2 separate regions of the Mus musculus genome follow, and region 1 is linked to region 2. The links are chromatin loops, found by intact Hi-C in ENCODE. Cell type or tissue: heart. All regions are shown on one strand. Each heading gives the region's core, and the rest is flanking DNA. Links, peaks and the distances in the headings are about the cores only.

What was found. A loop is a pair of places that touch in the nucleus more often than their neighbours do. Peaks named below come from ENCODE experiments on the same cell type or tissue, not always from the same donor. Only the 100,000 strongest peaks of a DNase experiment are listed, where the experiment ranks them.
Region 1: it touches region 2 in a loop (2.1-fold over the local background); 2 of 42 quality-filtered maps call a loop at or near these places.

The regions. Positions count from the first base shown.
Region 1 is chr9:60,271,417-60,281,371 of GRCm38, reverse strand. The region is part of intron 6 of Thsd4 (thrombospondin, type I, domain containing 4); the gene reads left to right. Among named protein-coding and RNA genes, the nearest start is that of 2010001M07Rik, 58 kb to the left of the region's middle. In heart, for the core only: CTCF peaks have their summits at 4,791 (motif pointing right) and 5,759 (motif pointing left); no DNase peak of the experiment used is centred there; H3K27ac peaks cover 1,121 bases.
Region 2 is chr9:60,595,319-60,603,318 of GRCm38, reverse strand. Lrrc49 (leucine rich repeat containing 49) reads left to right here. Exons shown (of 17, transcript NM_145616.4): 13 at 503-740; 14 at 1,831-2,016; 15 at 5,124-5,233. Among named protein-coding and RNA genes, the nearest start is that of 9230112J17Rik, 53 kb to the right of the region's middle. In heart, for the core only: CTCF peaks have their summits at 3,582 and 7,134; no DNase peak of the experiment used is centred there.

The DNA.
Region 1 (9,955 bases), core at 837-8,836, 320 kb after region 2:
AATGAGCTCTCAAACGGGGGATGCAGTGGGAAGCATAATTCTTGTAGAACACTAACTTTCCATGGTTTTTGTCTTCATAGTTAAGCAATCCTATCTTAGAGGGAGGCCAGATGAATAAGAGTGGCAGGGGGGGGGGGGACACTGGTGGGTACTGGTTACTTATTAATCCTCCAAACATGAGACAGGAGCTAACCACATTCTGTGTGCCAAGGAATGGGCACAGTAACAGAGGACCATAGATACTCAGCTCAGCTTCCAATTAAGAAAGTGTTCTCTAGGCTAGGGAGATAGCTCGCTCAGTCTGCGGAACCTGAGTTCAATCCCTAGGCATGGGGGTACACATTTGTAGCCCTGGGACTGAGGAGGCAGATATAGATAAGCCACTGAGGTTCATTGGCGAGCCAGCCTAGCCCAGCCCAGTGAGGTCCAGATCAGTCAGAGACTGGGACTCAAAAACAACAACAAAACAAAAACAACAACAAACAAACAAAAACCCCAACAACAAGAAGATAGATATCACCTAAGAAACAGCAACCAAGCTCGTTCTCCAGATACATGGATATACACGGGGACTTGTAAAGCATGTGGACACACCACACACACACACACACACACACACACACACACACACACACACACACGGTAGAGGAGCAACAGAGACACAGAAAGAGAGAGATACACGCATATACAAAGATGGTTCTGGGGGCAGGGTCTTGTCTGCCAGTTCAGCTATCAGAAAAGCTTCCATTATCTCAGGGGAGTCCAGGGCATCCCAGCAACTTCCTGAGAGTTGTGCTAGATTGCAGCCTGAGAATGAACAACGCCAGGATACACACTGAGTTCTAGAAAAGATGATACTTGTAGGGATGAGGTCAGCTTACTCACTTGGTCTACAAAGGACAACCAAGGCTACACAGAGAAACCATGTCTCAAAAAACCAAAAAAAAAAGAAAGGAAGGAAGGAAGGAAGGAAGGAAGGAAGGAAGGAAGGAAGAAAGAAAGAAAGAAAGAAAGAAAGAAAGAAAGAAAGAAAGAAAGAAAGAAAGAAAGAAAGAAAGAAAGAAAGGAAAGAAAGACAGGCGATGAGGGTGAACGCCCAATCTCTGTTTATAACCGTGCAAAACAATTCTCAGAGACAAGTCATTAGTCAAGCAAGAGACCACTCACAGATGGTGGCTTGGGCTGCAAGTGGACGTGAAGAGGGGGATGGTGGATCGTTAGTCATCATCTGCAGATAGGCTGCTGGGATCCTATCCTGCCCGAGGGCTGATGTCAGGTGTGCTATAGGGGCTTAATGTTGTATGTCTTGCAGTACCTAGGGAAAGTCACAGGAAGTGTCAAAAGTGACAAAGAGGATCTTACCCAAACCTTCACACTTCTCTTCTTTCCAGCCCTGGTCCCTAAAGCCCAAACAACTGTGGACTGTTGCAATTGCATGCCCTCCATCAGGGATTAAACATTACCTACTGGGGCCAGCAAGATGGCTGGGTGGGTTAAGCTCCTTTGCCATACAAACCAAGCCACCCGAGTCTGGTCCCTGGAATCCACATAAAGGTGTGATAAGAGAGCTGACTTCACAGACTTATCTCTGACCACCACATGCCCACCATGCATGCATCGTGCACATGCGCACAAAGATAAGAAAATTAAAACTGCCTGCCAGGACCCAAGCATCCCAAGGAGTGTCTGTGAAGAGAGATTACAGGCAATCTTTTCATCTAGGTAGGTTAGTCAGTTTTCAGATGGGGAGGCGAGATAGAGTAGCGCATGCAGGCACGAACACACACAAAAGGCAAACAGCACAAGGCAGGAAGTACATTCCTCCACATCTCCCTGCTTCCTTTCTCCTGTGTCTTCAGGTCACAGCCGATGTGCCATCCTCTGGGCAGCCTTCTCTGACCTCCCCACTTTTTTTTTTTTTTTTTTTTTTTTTTGCCTTTTCGAGACAGGGTTTCTCTGTATAGCCCTGGCTGTCTGGGAACTCACTCTGTAGACCAGGCTGGCCTCGAATTCAGAAATCCACCTGCCTCTGCCTCCCGAGTGCTGGGATTAAAGGTGTGTGCCACCAAGCCCGGCTGACCTCCCCAGACTTGATTAGCTGTTTCTGACTCTGCCCCCTCTCAGCCTGTGCTCCACACTGCCTGTGTCTGCTGGTCCCGGGGTTTGCGTTTCTCTTACCCTCAGCCTCGTACAGTGTTCACATGTGTAGCTTGGCTCTTTACCAGCCCTGCAATGGAGAAGACAGCGTTCTTCCCACCAGATTTGTTGTGTAGAAGAAGGAGCCCATAGGAGATCGTTTCTCACTGCCACAGCCATCCCAGCAGACCGCAGGAGAGGGGAGACTGAAGGAAGGAGCTATGGACGACCCTCAGGAAATGTCTGCATTGGGGGAAAAGAAGAGGAATGGAGGTGGTGGTCAGAAAGCAGGAGGCCACGGTTGCTGAGAGGGACGGGAGAAGGAGAGGGGACCTGATGAGGTTGTGGCATGTGTGCATGGACAACAGCGGAGGGCTGTGGCTTCAGGATAGGTGTGTATTGCCAACACTAACTGTGTATCTTCAGGAAGAGCCTTCGCTGAGAAGTTGGCAGGTCCTCTGGGCATGAGAGCAATGCAGGATCCCACATTCCTGCAGCAAGTGTGTGTGGAAATTGCTCGAGGCAGGACTCAGACGTGTCCAATCACTATTCTAGTTCATTATTTGTTTTCCTGTTAATGGGATCATCCTAACTATTAGCCGTTATAAAAGCATACTTTTACAAATGGATCTCCTATTGTGACTCACTACTTAATAACCCAAATTCTTTCTTCTGGGGCTAAGAAGGTAACATGTTTGGAGCTGGCTGTTGAGATCAAAAGCTTTGGAAGGCTTCTCTGCTCCTGGCTCAGGAGCTGAGGTCTGGGGAAGGGGGTGGGGTGCTCACTTAGTCTCTCTCCTTGATTTCCTTCCATTTTGGCTGATGTTTCTGGAAGGTGAGGGAAGGTAGTCTTGGTCCCCCAGAGAAGTGGGGGAGGATCCCAGCTCTCTCGTGTTTTCTGTCTATGGCTCTCATTGTCAGGTGTTCTCACGTGTAGCTTGGCTCTTACCAGCCCTGCAGTGACGAGGACAGCCAGCGTTCTTCCCACCAGATCTGTTATACAGGAGAAGCCTCTGTTGTATTGGCTTCGTTTCACATGCATGCCTTTCCCCAGACCTTCTTGAATAGAAGGAGACCATCCCAACCTCCCCCTATATACAGTAAAAAGAGAGAGGCCCAGGAAGCCATTCAAGTTTATACTGTGACTTTAACATGGGGAAGTAATGATTTACCAATGGGACTATGTATCATTTTGCTTTTAAGAAGTGAATGGGGCCTGTGAGATAACTCATCGTGTAAAGGCGCCTGCCGCCAAAGCTGAGGACCTGGGTGAAATCCCTGGGCCCTATATGGTAGCAAGAGAGAACTGACTCTCGGGAGTTGTCCACATACATGGCTTTGCATGCGGTTACGCACTTGGATGTGTGCGCATGCACACACACACACAGTACTAAAGAGGAGACTGTCATGTGGAGTGTGGTGCAGTAGGAATGGCTTAGAAGTTAAGAGAATGCATTGCTCTTGCTGAGGACCTGAGTTGGTGTCTGAGCACCCATGCTGGGCAGCTCACAACTGTCTGTAATTCCAACTTTAGAAGATCTAGTGCCCACTTTGGTCACCCACACTCACATGTGTATGTAAATTTAAATGTGTATGTATGCATTTAAAATAATTAAAAAAGACTTTTAAAAAGCAACAAAAATAAAGAGAACATCAGAATGGAGTGAGATGCTGAGGAAAGAGGAAGATGATGCTTAGAGAGCTGCCAACGGAAGAGAAAGAGGAGGAGCCTGGTGCTCTCTGTCCTGTGGGCACTGGGCCTTCCAGAGCTGTGCATTACTCGGCTTTCTGTCACTACATTGAAAGGTTGGCTTTTGTCTCACAGATGTCAGTGTTCCAGTACATGAGATGATTGCCCTTTGCTTTGAGCCAGGATTATATTATGGTAGGATTGATTATTAAAGAACAAATCTACTCACCTTATGACCAGGAAGCTGGGGGGTGGGGGGGAAGAAGAGGAGGAAGAGGAGAAGGAGAAATGAGGAGCCCTGTAATCCCTTTCAGAGGGGCCCTCAATAACCTGAAGACCTCCCACCAGCACCACCTTGGGAACCAAGCCATTAACATGGCTCAGGAAGACTTTATGATCTAAAGTGTGGCAGGCTGTTTTTGAGGCACTCCATCAAGGTTGAAGAACTCCAGCATTCATATAAAGAATGCCAGCATTCTGGAGTAGAACTCTCACATCAAATATACCAGAATGGCAAACCCAGCCTTGCCCTCCTCACCCACATGTGTGTAAATCTGTGTACTTTTGAAATCAAAGATGAAATGGTTGTTATTGAACAGTTAGCCCTGACAAATAAAGGCACTCAGGTGGTGTAAGAAGCTAAGACCATAGTTCAACGGAATGCCAACTCCCTGGAGTTCAGAAACCTCTGACCTTCAGGCAGACAATCTCCTGACTCAGGAGGGTTTTGTAGAGGTTTTTAGGACTGACCTAAGGATGTCCTGTTGTCAGGGAAGACAGATGGGAAGGACATGTCTAACCCTGGGCTGGGGCTGTCCCGTAAATATCACAGATAAACATTGCCACCAGGGACCTTAGGAAAAGGAAGAGGGACAGCTGCTTTCAGTCAGATAGTGACAGGTACTTGAGAGAAACTAGAAATGGATATATTTACAGGAAAAACAAAACTTAACTTTGTGCCTTTAATGCAGACATCGGAGTTTCCAGCAGATGGAGATGTTCCCACATGAAAGAGACCGTTTACAGGTACCACTGCCCCAGACTTCCTGCTCCTTAGGACTGGATCACTCAGTCCTTGGGAGAGGCAGAGAGGACTTTGTAAAATGTCGGCTTCCTAGCTTTAAATCAGTTAGGTTTTCTATGGAGAACTTCAGGGAGACCAGGGCTTCTCTGAGAGTTGGCGTTTGAAAGGATAAAAGCCTTAGCTCACTCTTTCCTTGTTTGAGGTGGATTTGGCCCCTTGTCTTTTGTTTCTTAAGCCCTGTGTGTGTTTTTGTGTGTTTGTGTGTGTGTGTGTGTGTGTATTTGCATCATAGTACTGGATGCTTTAGGAGTCAAGTTTGCAAGCTTTAAGGTTTTGTTGTCTTTCTTTTTCTTCTTAGTTCTCTACTCTTCTGTCTGCAGGCCTAGGGTCAAGTTGTTTCCAGAGGCTGCCTGTATTCTGTTTGGGGGCCTTTGAAGGCTTGGTCAGGGCGCTTTTGCCTCAGGTTGGAAGAGCTGAAAGGCTGAGCTGGGAGAGAGCAATGAGGCTCACCTCATTAACATTTAAAACAACAACAACAAGGGCCGCCCTACTGCAGAAGGGGGGGGGGGGGATGATGATCGTGGGACTTTGTTGTCTGGGCGACCACGGGGTTAGGGAAACATTCTCAGATCTGCTGTAGGCTCCCTGGTTTGATGCTTTTTCTCGCTACAAATCATATGGCCCAACAGAGGGCTTCCATGAGGTGACAGTGTGGCTGCAAGCTTAAAAGGGATCGTTTTCATAACTTGTTTTTTCTTCCTTGGTCGTTTTCCTAATGGTTCAATACAGAAGATCTCAGATTGTATTTTGCTTCCTTTTTCGGATGATGAAGGGAAACGCTCTCAGATTTTAGGGTAAAGATAAATTCCAGGAGGAGGGTGAGTGGGTCACTGGGGGTGCACTACGCCACCTAGTGTCTGCTTCACTTTTCCCAAAGCATTGCATCAGTTATACAAAGCTACCGCTTTCATACTGAGCTCAATATGTTCATATAATTTGTAAAAAGAAATAAGGATTGGGGAGATGGTGTTGTGTTTTATAAAACCATGGTGCAATGTGGTGGGGTGGGGGGAGTCTGGGTGGGCCTGTGCCTAGGTGTCTACCTAAACAATCAGCCAGATATAAAAGGAAGTTTATTGGGAGAAGGGAAGGAGACGTGGGAAAGGGGGTAGAGGCAGAGAAAGAACAACAAAGGAGAGAGGGAGAGAGAGAGAGAATATGAATGAGAATGTGGTAACTAGTGGTCTTATGATGCCTGGATCCTGGCTCATGAAGCGACCTGATGCTAGGTTGCTGTTGGGTGGAGGCAGAAAAATTGCCAACAGATAGCACAGTCACAAAGTATTCAACCTGAAAACGTGAAGATGTGAGTTTGATTCCTGGAACCACATTTTTTAAAAATGTGGGAGGAGGAGCAGCAGCAGCAACAGCAGCTGCTAGGTTTGGTGGCTGTGTACTTAGAATCCCAATGCTAGGGGTGTGAAGACATTTGTATCTTTGGGCTCACTGAATAGCTGGCCAGCCTACTCATCAACCTCCGGTCAGTGAGAGACCTTGCCTGAAAAACAAAAGTGGACAAGACCTGTCGTAGGGCTTCTGTTGCTGTGATGCAACACCATGAGCAAAACGCAAGCTGAGGAGGAAATTGATTTATTTGGTTTACACTTCTACAGCACTGTTCATCAGTGAAGGAAGTCAGGACAGGAACTCAAACAGGACAGGATCCCGGAGGCAAGCATTGATCCAGAGACCATGGAGTATACTGCTTCCTGGCTTGCTCCCTTAGGCTTGCTCAGCCTTCTTTCTTATAGAACTCTGGACACCAGCCCAGGGATAGCACCACCCACAATGGGCTGGGTCCTCCCCCTATCAATCATTAATTAAGAAAATGCTTTACAGTTGGATCTCGTGGAGGCATTTTTCTCAATCGAGGCTCCTTCCTCTCTGAGGACTCTAACTTGTGCCAAGTTGACACACAAACCCATCTAGTATAACACCTGAGGAATGCTACCTAGGATGTGCTCTGCCCTCCATGGACATTCGCCCCCACATACACAGGTAAACGATTCTGTCTGCTACTATAGAAGATTGCCAGCCAAGAGAGAGTTCCCTGGGTAGTTCAAGGTCGACTTCTCTGTCTCCTATGTACAAATGAGAGGTGTCTTCAACAATAGGGTACTACTACCTGGTTTTTATCTGTAACCAAGAACAACGGCAGTAGCTTATGTTGTTATCTGCACAAGACCTGCAAAGGATCAAGCCAATCAAAATTCCAGCATGCAGGGTGGGATAGATCTACAAAGCTTCATGCTTGGCCGAGGAGTTACTGGTGTTTGATAGATCCTAAGAGAGGGAGCAAGTCGTCATTCTTATGGTGATGTGGCCATGGGAAACGTCTCTCAGTAGATGGTCTCACACCCATGGATAATGGGTACCACCAATTAGACGAAAAAAAGGGTGGAGAATAAAGTTGGGATGAGGGCACTGGGTGGATGGAGTTGAAGGGAGGTAATGGTGGAGGGATGTGCTCAAATGCACTTATAAATGTATTCAATTTTCAAAGAATAAATAAACTGTTTAAAAACAAATCTATTGTGTTAATTTTTAGTGTATACAACAAAGGCTTAGGGGTGATGGTGAGAGTCATGGACTCTCAAGCATGTAGCTCAGTTCCCTGGTGAGCAGATTATTAGAAGCATCTCCCTTGCCAGCCATGACCCCTCTTCCACCTTCCTCTTGGTTCAAGCAGAGGTCACCTCTCCTCAAGCCAGGAACCCTCTAGCTACAGTCCAGCCAGGAATAGCTGGACTTTCCTTTGATCTGGCTTTTTCCCTCCACTATTTAATCTCTCCAGGGAGAGGCAGACACATTTGTTTCTTGGCCATCAACAGTTAAGGGCTTCTTCAGTTTCCATGCGTGCACAGAATACAAATCAAAACAGCACTCTGGAGGTTCCATATCCTCTGTGGAACCTGAGACTCTGCGTGCACTCTACCTTGCTGTACACAAAACATTCCTTGGATTTGTCTGGCAAGAGGCGATCAATTTGAGTTTTGAATACTCTAAGGGCTTCTTAGATTCCTTCAGGCAAGCTGCTGAATTCTCTCCTCTTTCCTTCCCATGATTCATTGGTTTGGCCAGCAAAGCTACAGAGACCCACCATGTACCAGTATAGTGTAAGAGAGAGTACAGTCAGGTGGAGTCATGATGTACACCTCAGGAATGGCACACACAGTCCGTTTTACACTCGCCTCATTGATTTTGGGTCAGTAACGTCACCTTGGTTTCCAAAAGCTGGCTGGTATTTCCATCTACCAGAACACATTCCTTTCTGGAAGGTTTTGGGTTTTTCAGACTCTTATTCTATTCGCCCAGCTTCAGATGGAGAGGGGAGAACCCTGTAGGGTGGAATAGGCTGCACCTTCAATTCTTACATCTGGCCAGTGGTGTTATGTACTCCAGTGCTCATTAGGTACTTTGGGGGTATGTATGGAGAAGGAGTGTACAGCTTTTAGAGCAGTGGTTCCCAACCTGTGGGGCATGACCCCTTTGAGGGTCAAATGATCCTTTCATAGGGGTCACATACCAGATATCCTGCATATCAGATATTTACATTATGTTTCCTAACAGTAGCAAAATTACAGTTATGAAGTAGCAGCAAAATAATTTTTTGGTTATGGGTTACCACCTGTTGTGGGAAATATTAAAAATTGCTGGGCAGTGGTGGTGCACGCCTTTAATCCCAACACTTGGGAGGCAGAGGCAGGCAGATTTCTGAGTTCAAGGCCAGCCTGATCTACAGGGTGAGTTCCAGGACAGCCAGGGCTACACAGAGAAACCCTGTCTCAAAAAACCAAAAAAGGAAAAAAAAAATCGAACCAGCACATTTCATGTTCCCAAGCTTGTGCCTCTGTCCCAGCACTGTTGGGCAATGGCCGACCTGTTTTTATCTTGCAGAGACTCTGACTCAGAACTCCACAATCTCTCCACCCAGCTCTCTAGGTTCCCACTGGCGGGTCATTACCATGCCAAACTCGTGCTTCAAAACCCCCACGACCTTTGTGGTGCACATCAGGCAAACTCACACTTTGCTGCCATACCTTTCTCTCTTGAACCCAGATGAGCGAGCGGCTGCGTGAAGAAAAACACAACACAAGCTTAGTTCAGAAACAGTGGTAACTCAATCTCTGGGCACAACAATTAAAACCTAATCTTGTAAGCTTTATTAAAATCTGATTCCTCTGGTGGTGAATCCTTGCAGATCTGCCATGATATCAGGAAACTCTAGCAGCTACCCTTATGCTGTCCTTATCCCAAAAGTCCTAACTCTCTCCTGCTTCCTCTCTTCCTCTGTCCAACCTGGAAGTCCCGCCTACTCGCCCAGTGATTGGCTCATTTATTCATCAGGGGATTGGTTCACAAGAACAGCACCAGGCCCACCCACAATACTTTTTTTTTTTTCTAGAAACAAATGTCCTGGCTTTAAGTGCCAGTTCTTTTTTAATATTCCCCACAACAACCACAACATTAGGAACTGTATTAGAGGGTCACAGCATTAAGAAAGCTGAGAACCACTGTTTAAGAGGTTTGTGTAAACTCTAGCATATTGGTTACTTTTTAAATGTAATATACTTAAGTTTAACCATTCTTGCTATTTCTAAGTGTGTAGGTCAGTGGTATAGCACATGTTCATGCTGTGCAAACAATCCCCAAGGCTGTTTATCTGTCAGAACTGAAGTTCTCCCATTAAGAAGCAGTTTCATGGGACTGCAGCGATGCCTCCATGAGTTAGAGTACTTGCCGTGCAAGATTGAAGACCTGAGTTCAGATCCAGCAGCCACTTAAAGAATGCCAGGCACATGTCTTTGATACCAGCACTAGAGGGGAGGAAGACAGGGGTGGGTGGAGGGATGGGAGTCACTGGAGCTGGCTGGCTACCAGCTTAGCTCTAAGTTCAATAAGAGACCTTGCCTAAAGAAAAAGCAAGGTAGAGAGTGATCAAACAGGACTTCCTGCCTCTTGCTCTAGCCTCTGAATGTAAACATGCAGGTATATTTACTTATCTCTCTTTCCCCCTCTTTCCCTTCTACCCTCCAACTCTATAA
Region 2 (8,000 bases), core at 1-8,000:
TATCTATATAGCTTTATAAATCAGGAAACTATGTTGTTATAAAAATATCTTAATAGCATATTTAAGATATATAAAATTATTATCTTATTAATATGATGACTAATTTGGACTTGGAGATAGGTTTCTATGATAGTTTTTCTATTTCAGCTGTAACCATGATTGGATGTTAATGTTAATCTTTCAGATAATCCAGTGAATTAGTGTAAGGATACATGTGACATGAAGGCAGCAGGGAGTCTGTGGGAGGAGGGGAGCAGCAAGCAGCAGGAGGGATGAGGGGAGGAGGGCAGGAAGAGGCTCAACATCGGAAGAGGAACACACCACAACAAGCCTGTTACTTTGAAATGTGATTTTTTTTAAGTGTAATTAATGTAGGATGCTCTAGGTTTAACTGGAAACAGAGGGTAACGAGTATAAACTGTAAAGCACTTTCCAACATGCTGTTCTAGCCTGTTACTTCCTTTGTGTGCCTGAGACGTTACTTAAAAAAAGACTTTTGCAGGTCTCTAGATGCAGGGCTCAGCAGTGCGTTACAAGGCTTGTCTGTCACAGAAACACACTTGGTGGAGATAGACGGAGAAACCCTCTCACTGTACGGCTCAGGGGCGCTGGAATGCCTGGATCGAAACTGGAGTGTTCAAACAGCCGGCATGGTCACCACGGTCTCATTCACGTTCATCGAGTTTGATGAAATTGTCCAAGTACTTCCCAAACTGAAGATGAAGTTTCCAAATTCTCTGGTAAACACTTTCCTTTGGAAGCATATTTGAATTGTTCTTCATTACAACTTGTGTGTTCAGGCCAAAGCCTGCTTCAACTTCATTTTCTGTAGTTTCTTTTGTGTTGATTTTCTGGCACTGGAATTTAAATTAGTTCCATAAATGGCCTTGTGGGTTTGTATGAATATTAGAAATTATATCTCTAAAGACAGTCCTTCTTTCAGTAGAAAAGACCAATGGAATTTTATGCATATTATCTACCTCAATTTTACAAAGAAAGCCACACACAGCCCTCGAGCATGTTTTCAGGCATTGAAACCGGTGTGGATGGCGTGCGTATATTCATTGTGTGATCTGACGCAGACCTCTGACAGCACTGACTGTTTACTTCAGTCTGCTGACTCGCCGGCAGCCTCCCTGACTGTGGGTATTGCACTAGTTAGCGATAGACATTGGGAAACAGTGCTTTTACAGCAAGTTTCCTCTAGAGCTTTCCCTACCGTGTGTTTCTTTACTTCCCCTTTTAGAGTAGATGATGTTTCTTCTTTGTCATCCTAAAGAAGATAAGTTGTAGTAGAGGCAGGTGTTTAGAAAGAATATTCAAATTTGCAAGTAGACGGCTTGCTTTAGGAGTTCTGTTTTAGTGTTTTGATTCTCCTTGGCCAAGTTAAGTAACCAGCACGGCTTTCAGAAGGATGCAGTGTTGACAATACTGGTTCTCAGCATCAGGGTGAGTCCTGTGCTTAGAAGTTTCTGGAATCTTCCTTTATACATTAGTACTAATGTAAAATGTGTAGAATCTGTGATGATTGAACGAGTCTGAGTTATTAGGTAACATTAAGGAATCCCAGTTGCTGATAGACGAGGATGTCCTTCGCAGAAGGACTCACCTAAGACTTGAGTCTTGGGTAGATGCCGCCAGTGACTGATGGATTGGGTACATTGAAGTTCAATGGGCCTAGAGCAGTCCAGTGATTTAATGTGACTGAAGACCTATTTCCTAAGCCTAAGGCTTCCAGGGTCCCACAGGAAATGGCCTGTGATGTGTTAAGGTTAGTATTGAAGGTGGTTCAGCTTAGAGCAAGACCTTGTATGTGGTTTACTATTGCAGCACCTTAAATTCAGGGAGACCAACCTTGTGATGCTGCAGCAGTTCAATGCCCTGGCACAGCTGCGTCGGGTTGACCAGTTGACAATCGATCCTCAGGGAAACCCAGTGGTCAACTTTACACTCTGGAAGTACTACGTGCTGTTCAGGCTCAGCCACTTCAGCATGCAGAAAATAAATGGAACAGAGGTAAGAAAAAGCAAAGCAGACTGCAGAATGAGCTCCCACCTGATGGAGCCTCTGACAGCACACTTGGTGGGAATACAGATGTGATGGAACTGTTCAGAAACACCATTTCTTACAAAATAAAATCTCAGCATTCACAATATTAAAAAGGAAGAACACACATGGGCAACACATGTGCACTCGCACGCATGCTCATACCCCCCAACATGAACATGAACACACACCCAATCCTCCTCCAGACACGCACACTTGCACACACTTACACACACATGTCCACATGTATAGGATCTAAAGCAGTGAACAGTTCTTTTCCTGGTGAATCGTAGCTACTTTTCCTGTTGTTTGTAAGCATCCAGAGAAGAGAAACCTTGGAAGAAAAATGACACTGTAAAGAGAAAAAAGAAAAATCTCTAACTTCTGCAGGCGAGGCAGCCTTTCATGTTTCACAGAGCTCTTGGGACTGTGGCACCCAAGAGAGGATGGGGAAGCTAAACTAAGTGTCCACTCATAAAGATGGGGTGATAGAAAGTGGAGAGAGAAAGTCCAAGCACACATCTGGACTACTCCATTAACCATTGATCATGGTGCAGTGGCATGATGTAGAATCACTCAGGACCCAGCTGAATAACTGAAAAATTATTCATGAAAAGCGAGTTTTAGATGGGTTTTTTTTTCTGAGTTTGTCATAAGCCTAAGCCTCCAGCTACTCAAAGACTGTGTTCTCTTTAAATAATGACTTAGGGAAAAAGGGGAACTGTGCTTCTATCATTGTTGAAGCTGAATAATCTTTAATCTCTCACTATGGTGCCTCTTGAGGGTCAGGAGACTTCCCTATGATAAGATGACTGGTAGTCAGCTGTGCTGGTGTAGTATTGCTCACAACTAGGACACCACAGCCATCTCCAGCCTCGACCTACAAAAATCCAGCATGTTCTTAGTAGCACGGAGATCTGTGGGTCCGTGTCAAAAGCAACCATGCTATGCCTCAACCAAAGTAGATCAGCCTTCTATCAAATTGCCAGGAAAGTCTGGAACCTTGAGATGACCAAAAGTTGCCCCCACAGCTCCCCAGCTAGTTCTCAGGAGTCTGCATTCAGTCTCGTGTGCCCCTCAGTTCTACATCAGACAGAGATTGTAGCTCCGGTAGGGCATGGTAATTAGTGGGAGGGTTTTCACAGTTGATCTGGACTGGAAACACAAAGGTTCGGGGGCTGCAAGTGAAGGAGTCTTCCTCATTAATGGCTTGACTGTTTGGCTGGTTGGCTATAAATAGTAGATTGCCCAGATGTGGGATTGCATTACTACAGAACTGCTGGGAAAGACAGAGTATTGTAATTGTACAGGGAATTAATCAGAAGCAATGCAGCATTCTAGTTTAACTTTTAGAAAATGTCAGCACCAGGGATATTTGACATTTTATTAAAATGCCTGAAAGATATGCCTTCTCACATAGTCTTGTCATTTTATACCATATATACTACAGTTATATTGCTCTTTCTGTAGTAGAGCAGTATTGCTAGAGGGAGAATTGAATGATGAGCATCAAGAAGATGGAGCAGTGGCCTGCATTGGCCACTAGGTGACTGTGTTGGACCAGACAACTTAGCAGTCAGCTAAAGGAAGGCTTGAAGGAGCCGCAGCCTTCACCATGAAGGTCCAAGATAAGGAAGTGGTCTACACTGATTGATGTATACACTTGATGTGACTGAATTATATGTGAACTATGGGTATTTTTTCCTCAGAGGCTGCTTCTGTAATGTGTTATCACAAATACACACACCTGCTTTTTCAACGCTGGAGAGGCTGAGACAGGAGTTGGCTATGAGACCCTGTCTCTTGGTGACAAGAGCAATGGGCAGTGCAGAGAGGGCTCAGTCTGAAACGTGCCTGCTGTGCAAGTATGAGAACCTAGGTAGATTCCCCAAAGCCAGGTAAAAGCTAGGCCTGCAGCACAGTTGCAGGAGCCCTACAGTTGGGTGGGTCAGTGAAAGGTAGGTCCCAGGGGCTCATGGCCAGCCTGTCTTCCTGCACCTATAAGATCCAGGCTGAATGAGAACCTGCTCCATAGCCAAGAGAGGAGATACTCTCGTATTTCTTTTTAAAAATAATCTTTAAGGGAATGGGAAGATGGCTCGCGCTGTTTAAATGCTGGCTAAGCAAGAAAGAAGATTGGAGTTTGGCTTCCCAGAATCCACATAAATATCCACCTGTGATCTCTTAGAAGGAAGAGATGGGATCCCTGGAGTAAGATGGCCAGTGAGAATGTATGTACTGGTGAGCTCTGGGGTTGACCCAGACCCTGCTTCAGAATGTAATGTGGAAGGATTATTGATGAAGTATACAGACATCAGCCTTGGGCCTCCACAGGCGTACACACACACACCCATACACCCATACACCCATACACAACCATACAACCACACATATCTGTAAACCACTTACACACATGCATGTGTACCATACACATACACACATACACATTCATGCATGCTCATACACACACTTGTACCTGCAACACACTTATGTACATGCATAGATACCATACACATACAATACACACACACTTGCCAACATAAATACATGCATGCAGGCAGGCATACTGCACACACATATACACATAACCACATACACACACACACACACCTACAAGCACACATGCGTGCATGTATACCATAACACACACACACGCACGAAACCATATGCACACGCACACACACTTGCAAACACTCTTACACACATGCTTGCATATCACAGACATACACACCTGCAAACACACATGTGCATGTACACATGCACACACATACAAACACAAAGAAAAGCCATCCTTTAAGAACTTAAGGTGCCTCAAGCACAGTCCTCAGGACACCTGAATTCCCAATCAAAGCTATCTCACCGGCCCTAGTCAGCTTCCAGGAGTCACATTTGAGCATCTCCTCTGTAATTAGACTCAAAGGAAAATGAAGTTGCTGTGGAGACTTCCACAGCCTTGGGAAATGTACTTTTCTGCACTAAAAGAAAATGCCCAATCGAGACGTCTCTTTGAAATTGTATTTGCTATATCTAGCTAAGAAGCAATGCCATCTTGATCCTTCTCTGCTCTTTCTTCTCAGGTGACTCAAAATGACATGATAATGGCTGAAAGGCTCTTTGGAATCTTAGCACATGTAGCATCCTCCGAGCTGCCCCAGTACCGCATGATTTCAATTCTGGGTGATGCCAGGTAACTCTGAATTTTTTATAGATTGCCTTTGCACTAGAATTAGCTCTTAACTGTGCCACTTCTGTAACCAGCAGAAAACGTACCCCAGGCTAATCTTGTGGCTGGCCATGTTCAGACTTAGAAGGAATAAGTGTGACTAAGACAAAGTCGGTGTTCTCCTGTGGTTATAGTCTCACAGCTAGAGATGCGCATAAACCACTAAAGTCCAGCCTGTCAGGGGCAGCAGCAAGGGTAGAGGGAGACACTAGTTGCATTTGAGAACACTGGAAAAGGCTTTCTGTTTATTTATTTGGGAATGAGTAGAGGGTTTTTAGGTTTAGAATATGAGAAAAGAGATTTATTTTTAAAAACCATACATACATACATACATACATACATACAGTGGATAGGTTCTGAATTCAAATCTTACTCAATGCCTTTGATTGATCAATGTACATCCCATCTACAACACACAGAACTGTTCTGGGTATAAACATCCTGAGGGTAGTGCTTGCTAAATGAACATAAGCACCTGAGTTTGGATCCGCAGCACCCATGCAGAAGCTGGCTGTGGCAGTGCACATCTAACCCCAGAGCTGAGGGACGGAAACAGGCAAATTCCAGGAGCTCACTGGCCAACCAGTCTGTCTGAAATGACAACCTCCAGGTTGAGTGAGAGCCTGTCTCAATAAAACAAAGTGAAGAAGCAACTGAGGAAGATATCCAGATGCCAATCTCTGGCCTACACACACATAGATGCAGCATGTACACACACACACACACACACACACACACACACACACTATACCCATAATCACACACATACCATACACACTCACACACACACACACACACACTCTCACACACACATACTCCACATTCACACCATACATACATATACCACACACATACAAACACACATGTACACACAGTCCAACACATAATACACATACACAAATATACTTGGTGGAGCACAAAAGATATTGAAGAGATATTGAATTAAGAAGTGATAGCTTAGACAAATCAACGGAAATTATGCTCTTCTGAATTGGTATAATATTCAGAAGATTTAATAACTTGAAAAGAAAAGGCCCTCATAAATCAGATCAAATAAATTAAAATAAAGAATATGAAGGATTTTTAATAATTTATCAAATAGATATATTTCAAACCCTTTTCCCAGAATATGATGCCCAAAGTCAGATTGGGAAAATGTATCCAAGCATGTCTGGGATGTTTGTAGAGGCAAATACACCTTAAACTCAAAGAAAATCTCTGTATTTAATGACCATAGTCATCAGATTATTGTCTTCAATCAACAGTCTACTGGCGGAAAATAAGGAGCTGCAGGGAGGCAGGTGCCTGAGTGTGCAGCTCCGTGGTAACAACGGGGGAAGGGGTGGAGGTGGAGGTGGAGGAGCACACAGTTAACATGGCACTGCTGGCCATGGAGTCACAGAGCTGACACTGACACAGAGGCACTGTCGCTAATGAGCTGAGATAGCCAAAAACTTGGTGCAACTAGAAAAATAACAAAAAAGTGAAGTTGCCAGAACATAAAATATAGGAAACTTTAACTTTTAAAAAGTAAAAAACGAGCCCATCTGTCTCCATTCAAAGCTATAGCCATACAAATAATGACCTAACTTTGTGGGGAGAGCCACAACTGTGACAACAAGCCACATAGCAAGGTGGGTCCTACATGCTGCTATCCATGATGGCTGATGCTGTGGTTCTTTTCACAGCAGCCTGGCGATGCTAACACACTTGCTGTAGCCATGCCCTTTTTGTTTGTTTGTTTGTTTAAAGATTTATTTATTATACATAAGTACACTGTAGCTGACTTCAGACGCACCAGAAGAGGACATCAGATCTCATTAGTGGTGGTTGTGAGCCACCATGTGGTTGCTGGGATTTGAACTTAGGACCTATGGAAGAGCAGTCAGTGCTCTTACCCACTGAGCCATCTCTCCAGCTCTAGCCATGCCTTTCGACTTAGCTGTTTCACTGAGCAGAATTTCTTCCTAGAAATTATTTCACATGAACATAAATATGTGTCGAGGATTTCTCTCATGGCCTGTGTTTATAACAAGTAGTGAGACTAGTGGAACAAGACCAGCTACTTGTAGCTGTAAAATTGAATAGCAGTTCCTATATGAAACAGTGGGTCTGTCCTTTTGTTTATTGTTGATTTGACACAACAGAGTCACTTAGGAAGATCAACCCTCAGTTGAAGAGTGGCCTGTATCAGATGAGCCTGTGGCCATGTCTGTGAGAGATTATCTTGATTGATGGTTGATGTGGGAGGGCCCCGCCCACTCGTAAGTGGCGCCAGGCTTAGGTCGGTGGGCCTGGACTATGTAAGAAAGCTAGCTGAGCTAGAGAATAAACCAGCTAGCAGTGTTCTTCCATGTTCCTGGTTCTAGGTTCCTATCTTGAATTTGTATGCAAATTTCCACAGCTTGTGACCTAAATGGGTAAGCCAGTTAAACCCTCTCCTCCCCGAAGTGCTTCCAGTCAGTTTCTGTCACAGCAAAGAAATGTCACTAGGGCGTGTTATGATGTTCCAGAGAGGAAGTACCAGAACAGTTGTGTGGCAGGCCCCAGCTTGTGAGAGTAGGGTATACAGCTCAAAAATATCCTGGCGTTTTAAATATTTGTTTTGGGTTTTGGTTTGTTTTGGGGGTGGTTACCTAAAAATGTCAAATAAGAAAAAGGGCCAATACTGGGCGGAAGTATACAGATCTTTTAAATTGTATACGTGTGTGCTGCCTGGTTTCTCTTTAGT